Linked DNA regions of Homo sapiens: regions 1 and 3 are each linked to region 2. Evidence: chromatin contacts called from ENCODE Hi-C or POLR2A ChIA-PET data. All regions are on one chromosome and are shown on one strand. Each heading gives the region's core, a stretch centred on a gene start or an enhancer-like site at or near the end of the contact. The rest is flanking DNA. Distances are from core to core; before and after follow the strand shown.

Region 1 (2,700 bases), core at 113-2,612, 300 kb before region 2:
GGGAGGCTGTGGTTGCAGTGAGCCAATATCATGCCATTGCACTCCAGCTCTGGGCGACAGAGCAAGACTCCATCTTGGGGAAAAAAAAAAAAAGAAAAAGAAAAGAAAAGAAAAAAAGAAAAGTCAAAATTAGGAGTCCAACCTGAGTACAGTGAATCCTAATCTGTAGAATCAGCTAAACACAGAGGTAATTTTAACTGTATATTTTAGACAATCAATTTTCAAATAATTGAAAGGTCCAGCATGGTGGGTCATGCCTGTAATCCCAACACTTTGGGAGGAAAAGGCAGGCGGATCACTTGAGCTCAGGAGTTTGAGACCAGCCTGGGCAACATGGCGAAACCCCGTCTCTAACACAAATCCAAAAATTAGCCAGGTGTGGTGGTGCACACTTGTAGTCCCAACTACTGGGGAGGCTGAGTTGAGAGGTTGGCTTGAAGCCTGGGAGGAGGAGCCTGCAGTGAGCTAAAATCGCACAACTATACTCCAGCCTGGGCAATACAGCCAGACACTGTCTCAAAACAAACAAACAAACAAACAAAAAAACACCAAAACCCCCAAGAATTAAAACAATATAAAATACAATTTTCCATTAACATTATGTTAAATACAATTTATAATTCAGAAAGACTTCAGGGTCTCAAAATGCCTCGGAGTTATTATGAATATTACTATCATCTCACAGACAGATACTGTGTATATATATATATACAGGGAGAAAGTGATCTGAAATCACATGCTGCCAATTCTCTTCACAGAATGTCTTCAGATTCTCCTATCTCTTCCTGTTCCTGGGAGGAATGCTCACATCCAGACTTCATGACCTTACCCTTGGACTTAAGTTACCTCCAGCCTTTTCTGGATCTCTTTGCCTTCACAATCTTTCTGCATCACCTGAACTCTATATAGCTGTGGGACTCACCTCTGTGAAAATGGCTTTCCATGTGTCCCCCCCATGCTTGAAATCCTAGAGTAACAGCGGCTTCTTAACTTGGAAGGTATCAAGCCCAATTTTTCCCTAGGCCTATCACCCTCATTTCCCACTTACGCTGTCCACTCTTGCCTCCCACAGCTTCCATCTGGCCGGGCCTCTCAGTGCCCCTGATGCAGAAAGACTGTGACAGGGAGAGATCCAGTTAAGTCTGAAGGTTCCTTTAGTCCAAGCATAAGGTCATGAAGTCTAGATGCAAGTACACCTACTTGGTATGATATTAATGAGACCCAGAAGGCATTAACATGGAAGGAAGACTGAGAACATTCAAAGGGGAAATAAGGTAACTTCCTTAAAACCAGATGCTCAGCAAAACCCCCAAGGCCATGGCAAACAACAGAAACCATAAAGTCATTTATGGCCTAAAGATAACTTCTTCTTCTTAGTAACTCAATTTTGTTATTGCACACAGGACCATCTGCAGCCTAGGACAACTCTGTGGTTTTCCTACTCCAGATATTTTCACTTCAGTCTCAGGATTACGTGAAGCATTATAAGATTTAAAAACTGGCTCATAGGCTGGGTGCGGTGGCTCACGCCTGTAATCTCAGCACTTTGGGAGGCCAAGGCAGGCGGATCACCTGAGGTCGGGAGTTCGAGACCAGCCTGACCAATAAGGAGAAACCCTGTCTCTACTAAAAATACAAAATTAGCCGGGCGTGGTGGCACATGCCTGTAATCCCAGCTACTCGGGAGGCTGAGGCAGGAGAATCACTTGAACCTGGGAGGTGAAGATTGTGGTAAGCCAAGATTGCACCACTATACTACAGCCTGGGTAAGAAGATCAAAACTCCATCTCAAAAAACAAACAAACAAGACCTGGCTGATATTAGGAGACAAAGCAGTGTCCCATTGTTGGATACAATTTATAATATAAATTCTTATTCATAACAGCTTATGGAACAAATTATCTGGTCCATAACCACAAATTAGCTGGTTCCATAACAGCTTATGGAACAAATTATGGTAATATGAATTACCATAAGAATAACTTTTTATAATTCTACAAAAGAAAGAATCAAAAAGGTAAGGTGAAGAACTGCTGTAGATTAACCAACTGGATACTTACTAAACATAATTTCACATGGGGAAAATAATTACTTCTTCCAACTTTAAAAGTCTTTACAAATATGCAAAATCACTGTAAAAACTACCTTCCTGCCTTTGTTCTTCCTATTTAGCGGAGATACTTCCATGTAGCTATCACCTCATGAACCCAATTTTTGTGGAAGGATCTTGGGCTGAACTCTTGTTCTGCTTTATGCATTGCCAATACAAGTATCTAGAAATCTCCAAGACCGAAACTAAAATCAGAGAGCAAATTTCATTTTCTTTATATTGGCTTGAATTTGTACAAGCAGCCAGTTACTGAGCAAAAATCCTGTTTCAACTTGTACATCAAGCACACGGCTGAAGAACACAGGGAAGTTGTTTTTTCTTTTCTTTTTTTTTTTTTGAGACAGAGTTTCACTCTTGTTGCCCAGGCTGGAGTGCAATGGCACGATCTCAGCTCACTGCAGCCTCCGCCTCCTAGGTTCAAGGGATTCTCCTGCCTCAGCTTCCCAAGTAGTTGGGATTATAAGCATGTGCCATCACACCCAGCTAATTTTTGTATTTTTAGTAGAGACAGGGTCTCACCAAGTTGGTCAGTCTGGTCTCAAACTCCTGACCTCAGGTGATTCACCTGCCTCAGCTTCCCAAAGTACTAG
Region 2 (2,700 bases), core at 41-2,540:
CGTGGCCTCCCCTGGGGAAGTGACACAGCCAGCCTCAGCCCCCTGTCTCCTAACCCCCAGCACAGCTGCAACCTCCCCTCCCTAGTCTTGGTCCTGGCCAGCACCTGCAGTCCAGCTCCTTGCCCTGGTGGTAGAAGGTGACACTACTGATGTCTCCCACCAGGTCCCCTAGCCGAGGAGCTCCAGAGATGTTGACACAGAGGAGGAAGCCACACAGCACGTCCCTGTTGGGGCATATAGAGACAGTGAGCCCCAAGTTTGACCTCAGACTCAACTACTGAACTCTAATCTGCCCTCACCCTGCACCCTGCCACCTCATTTGCCACGTGCCCGCCCATTGGGACTGACAGGCTCCTCCTGGGAGAACCTGCTGCCCCATCTCTGAAAAGTCTCACACCTGCCCTGGAGCTGAGAGGCCCTCTGGGAGCCTCAGTACTCACTGCTTACTGCACTGGACCCAGCCAGATCCCTTGCGCCCACAGCTCCCACGCTCCGTCCCCTCCACATTCAGCTTCTCGTAGCAGAAGCGATCAGCAGCCGCTGTGGGGAGAGGATGCCAAGTGACCCCACGCGCCCCAGGACCCACCCCAAGACCTCAGGCCTGCATCTCCCACACTCTGCCTGGGTCCCTGAGATCCTGGGGAGCTACACACTTGGGGGCCTGTTCAGCTGGAACCCACTCTCCCCAGCTTCTCAGCTCTGGGTCCTCCGGAGTCCCCACTCCCAGCCCTAGCCAGACTCACCATGGCCCCAAAGAACCTGGCACTGCCGGTCCCGGGTTTTGCAGCGACCTCCGTAGCAGCGGCCCTGAGAGTCCAAGAATTAAGAGGCAAGGGATGGAGATGCTGAGTGGTCAGAGTGGAGACAAGAGACTGCCCTGAATCCCAGGCTCAGGGGGCAGCCATCATACCTGCTCATGGTCACAGTAGTAACCGTCCAGCTTGTGCAGGTTAGGCGGGCACTGTGGAGAGAGGGGTGGGGTTGAGCGGAGCAGTCCCAGGACTGGAGCTGAGGGCTGCCCCAGGGAGGAATGCTGGGGTACCAAGTGCCCCCCATTGGGGGCTCATGCCACAGGGCTCTTCCACGCCTAGGACAAGCGATCTGTCTGGTTCTGGACCCAGACCACACGGATTTGCAAGCCCCAGAGCCGCTCCAGCCTCCCTCCCTCGTAGGGCTGGGAGATAAATGCCTGGCATGTAATTAGGTTGTAATAGATGTTAACTAATATTATCGTCTACTCTGATCCCTAACCTACACCAGGCACCGGGCCAGGCGCTGGGAATACCAGCCAGACGATACATTCTGGTTTAATGATTGAAGGAACAAGGCCAGGAGCATGAAGAACCCCTTTCTCAGATAAGAAAACAGTCTGATCAGTGGAGGTCGATGCCAGCTGTGGAGAGGAGGGGAGTGCTGAGCACTCGTCCGGGAAAACCAAATCGACAAGGGTAGGGGTTGCCTCGCCCAGGGCTCCACAAGACGGCGGGGCCGGGCGGACCTGGCTAGAGTCCCCGGTGCAGGTCTCCGCGATGTCGCACTCGTTCACGGCCTCTCGGCAGGACACACCCCGTGGTTCGTACTAGGGAAGAGACGCGCTCCTCGAGTCAGGCAGGATGGATGCCTCGGCCCTGCCCTCCCCAGGCCCCTCGCTCTCTGGACCCCCACATCCCCGGGCCCTCCAGCTCCCCAGGGCCCCGTTTCAGGCCTGTTCTTATTTCCCTGCTCCCACCACCTCTTGAACGCTCCCCACCTCGCTCCCAGCGCACTCAGCACCGCCCCCAAGCCCGCCCACCTTCCCGCCCCTCCTTGATTCTGGGCAGCCTTCCCTTCCCGCTCCTCGTAGCCCCGCCTTCAACATCCTTCAGCCCCGCCCCTTGCTCCCCATTGGCGCTGTCTTCGCATCAAGCCCTGCCCCAGAGGCCTTCGTCCCCGAAGGCTCCGCTTCCCTCCCTAGCTCCCACCCCTTATATGAAGGCCTCCAATCGCTCCTCCTGCGTCCTGGCCCCGCCTCCCGGCCGGTCCTGCTTACCTTGCAGCGGCGACAGCAGAGCCCGTCGCTGCACATGGCGTCGTGAGTCAGGGTGCATTTCTTGCAGCAGTTGCCACCTGCGCGGCTGCACTCCTGAGGGACGCGGGAGGAGGGGAAGGAGGCGGGCGAGCCCTAATCCTCCCACTCAGACGCTCCCTCGTGCCCACCCCCGCATCCCGGTTCCCCACCTGGCGCCCGCACCACCGCTCACCTGCACCGAGCCGCAGTCGCACTCCTCCCCTGCCTCCACGAAGCCGTTCCCGCACTCTGGGGGGTCCAGGAGCTGGACCGGGAGGACAGGTCGGGAGTCTGGCCCGGACCCCGCCCAGGGCCCGCTCCCATGCTCCCCGCCGCGGGGCTGGTACCTTGAGGGGCTTGTTGAAGAGGCAGCTGCCACCACCCTCCTGCAGAAACTGGTTGTACTCGTCGATGCTACAGCGCGAGAACTTGCGGGGCAGGTAGAACCTGGATAGGGCGAGGGGAGGTGCTGCTGGCTGCTCCCCTCCAACCCACCCTCACCCCTCTCAAGGCTGGGGAGGGGGTACACTGGGGGACTTCGTCACCATCGCGAGGAGGCGGAGGATCTGCCCCGGGATTGCACCAGAATCCTCCCGCCTGTCCCTGTCGCTCCCATCCCCTCCGCTGAACCTGGGGACTCGCAGCCGCGCTGG
Region 3 (2,700 bases), core at 165-2,664, 430 kb after region 2:
GGGTCCTGGAACCAGTTCCGTGAAGATACCAAGGGACACCTATAACACGTCACACATCAGGTCATGGTGACGTCAGGCTTTGATGGCCCCAGAGCGTATTGGACCTGGGTTCATATCACTAGTGGCACGATGGGCAGTGCCTGGGAATGGTGCAACAGGTACAACAGAAACAGGGTACAGGGACTGCCTGAAAATCGCACTTGGGTCCTAATCCTAGAATTGCCAACTGTGAGGGCCTGAGAAGTTGCTCTCTGTCTGTGCCTCAGTTACCCCACGAGTCTAGGTGTGGATACCACTGCGGGGGGAGGGGCAGGAAATCTCACCCACCCAGTCACTCACATCCTCTCTGCTCCACCTGGCTTTCCTCAAGTGCCCCTCCCCTAACTCAGCATCCCCAAGAGGCCACCTCCTGGACAGATAAGGATGAAGTTCACTGGTCCTGGACAGTGGACCCTCTCCTCAGCCCCACAGCTCCCAGGCAAAGCACCTGCAGCTGGCACCGCCTGCTTCCTGGGTGTTCTCAGCAGGCTGTCCGCTGCCATGGCTTGCTGGGAAGGGGAGTCTGTCTGCACAGGAGTGTTCGGCTCCCTGGTGAATTACCTGTGCATGTGGCCCCTCCTGTTTACCCTAAATTGAGGGAGTATAGTGTATGCTTCTACTGAATACAAGCACTCGCATACAGAAACAGGGATGAGGAGGCGAGTCGCAGTCTCTCATGCCACCCTACACCGCCAAAACAGCCAGAGGGGACAGCAGCCTCTTCAAGACCCTAGCTCCGTTATCTTCCACTAGGTGGCACCCCCCAACTCCGAGTGCCAAGGGGAGAGGAAATTCCCAAAAGGGGAGCCAACCTAGCTGCAAATGAGCAGGAAAAAGTGGCTGGGAGAGGCGGAAGCTAGCTCGTCCCACCCGCAACAAGAGGAAGTAAGGAGGAGCCAGACCAGGTTCAGTCACCACTCCCAAGTCCCTACTACCTTCGAGAAGCCAAGGTCTCAGGTCTCGTTCCCAGGCCCTCGGAGCTCCCAGCCCAGGGTCGCGCGCCCCTCCGGCTCCAGGCCGCCGCGGGAACCACCCACCACCACCAGGAGAGGGGAAGAAGCCAGCACCTACCGACAGGGGTGGAGCTGGGTCAAGAATGGTGTGGTCCCTGCTTTGGGGGAATGCTGGGGAGGTAGAAAGCCCCTTCTAACGGGGCGTCACTGCAATTACTGCTTCCTCTTTCCCATAAAACTCCCCCTAGTGTATCAGAACCCCCAAGGAGTTTCAGTAAGCGGTTCTTCTGTTGTCTCCGGCTGAGACTCCAGGGGAACCTCAAGCTCACATGGCCCTGGCGGGCCCCTGGGCAGGAGCAGGCGAGAGGTCTGCGCGGCCGCTCTCCTACCTGCGTCCGACTCCGCGGTCCTTGGGCAGCAGCAACCGGGTAGCGCTCAGACTACAGACCCCAGCGCGATGACCCGCCTACCTCAGTTTCCATTGGCCAGGGATCAGGGCTACCCGCTCCCATTGGCTACTTATCAATATAGAGGTGGGGCCAGCCTGGAATGCTGTGTTTCTTTTCTACTCAAATCACTCTCCTCCCTGCTTCCTCTCGCCCCACACCCCATTTCTAGGGATCATGTGATTGGAGAATCATGTGACGTCGGGACAGCCTCAGCAGGGCAGCTGGTGCTCGTCGCCTTCCTTAACCCATCCTGCAGGCGCCTGGGGGAGTTTGCTAGAGATGATAGCGCGTGTCTGGGGCATTGACAGTGCGAGGGAGTGTTATGAATTGGGAATATTTGTGCTCGCCTTTCTATCCTTTTGTTTGTTTGTTCTGAGACGGAGTCTCACTCTGTCGCCAGGCTGGAGTGCAGTGGCACGATCTCGGCTCACTGCAACCTCTGCCTCCCGGGTTCAAGCGATTCTCCTGCCTCAGCCTCCCGAGTAGCTGGGACTACAGGCGCGCACCACCACGCCCAGCTAATTTTTGTATTTTTAGTAGAGACGGGGTTTCACCATGTTGGCCAGGATGGTCTCGATTTCTTGACCTCGTGATCCGCCCACCTCGGCCTCCCAAAGTGCTAAGATTACAGGCATGAGCCACCGCGCCCGGACTTGTGTGTTTGTTTTAGAGACAGGGTCTCGCTCAGTCGCCCAAGCTGATCATAGCTCACTGCGGCCTGCAACTCCTGCTCCCAAAGCGATTCTCCTACCGCAGCCCCCCAAGGCGCTGGGATTACAAATGTGAGCTACTGAGCTGGCTCGCTCCTATCCTATCCTGCCCTGTCTTGTCCTGTCCTGTCCTGCCCTATTCTGCCCTATTCTCCAAACTCGGTTGACATGCTAGGCAGGCCCCAGAGTGAGTTGAAGGATGGTTTCCAGGACAAAGATAAACAGCCCCAAAGCCCTTTCCTCAAGGTGCTCAGCAGGACAGGGAGCAGGGATTGGTGGGAGACAGTCTCAGGCTGAATCTAATTTAAGATACAAGGTTGTGCGCCAGTTGCCAGGTGTAGGGAGAGGAAGTAGATTGTCTCCAGGTGGGGAAGAAGAGATTTCATTCCACCTTAGGAGCATCTCCTTGAGCTGAGTCTGGGAAGATTTTAACTGGCAGGTGGAGGAGGAGGTGTTGGGAAGAGCCCTGGGAAACCAGATGGGAAGGGCAGGCTTGGCAGGGATTGAATGCCATGTTCAATGCCAGTGGGCTTCAGGAGCTGCTGGGTG

The links. A loop is a pair of places that touch in the nucleus more often than their neighbours do. ChIA-PET counts read pairs that join two places held with the same protein, here RNA polymerase II (POLR2A). Pooled maps may share reads with other maps.
Region 1: a pooled map shows a loop between it and region 2 (2.8-fold over the local background). The contact joins two enhancer-like sites. A Hi-C loop is called at or near these places in 2 of 168 maps with a recorded cell type or tissue (CD4-positive, alpha-beta memory T cell and naive thymus-derived CD4-positive, alpha-beta T cell), 3 of 37 single-sample maps with no recorded cell type and 14 of 50 pooled maps. POLR2A ChIA-PET finds 5 or more read pairs at or near these places in 9 of 52 experiments (CD4-positive, alpha-beta T cell, CD4-positive, alpha-beta memory T cell, HCT116 and 5 more).
Region 3: a loop to region 2 is called in a pooled map, with 17 times the contacts of the local background. The contact joins the promoter of GRN here to the enhancer-like site in region 2. A Hi-C loop is called at or near these places in 4 of 50 pooled maps. POLR2A ChIA-PET finds 5 or more read pairs at or near these places in 2 of 52 experiments (HEK293 and PC-9).

Annotation. Positions count from the first base shown.
Region 1 is chr17:45,076,498-45,079,197 of GRCh38, reverse strand. All of the region lies in intron 1 of NMT1 (N-myristoyltransferase 1), which reads right to left. Among named protein-coding and RNA genes, the nearest start is that of NMT1, 17 kb to the right of the region's middle. Within about 2 kb of position 1,362, at least 3 of the 41 ENCODE cell types and tissues checked have a DNase peak (open chromatin) inside an H3K27ac peak, as active enhancers do.
Region 2 is chr17:44,775,006-44,777,705 of GRCh38, reverse strand. It overlaps ADAM11 (ADAM metallopeptidase domain 11), which reads right to left. Exons shown (of 27, transcript NM_002390.6): 15 at 2,395-2,494; 16 at 2,241-2,312; 17 at 2,030-2,122; 18 at 1,499-1,579; 19 at 911-961; 20 at 744-807; 21 at 441-540; 22 at 105-224; 23 at 1-11. Among named protein-coding and RNA genes, the nearest start is that of ADAM11, 17 kb to the right of the region's middle. RefSeq lists an enhancer at 1,158-1,658 and a silencer at 1,496-1,815. Within about 2 kb of position 1,290, at least 9 of the 41 ENCODE cell types and tissues checked have a DNase peak (open chromatin) inside an H3K27ac peak, as active enhancers do.
Region 3 is chr17:44,344,016-44,346,715 of GRCh38, reverse strand. It overlaps GRN (granulin precursor), which reads right to left and starts at 1,414. Exons shown (of 13, transcript NM_002087.4): 1 at 1,382-1,414. RefSeq lists enhancers at 1,142-1,291, 2,443-2,700.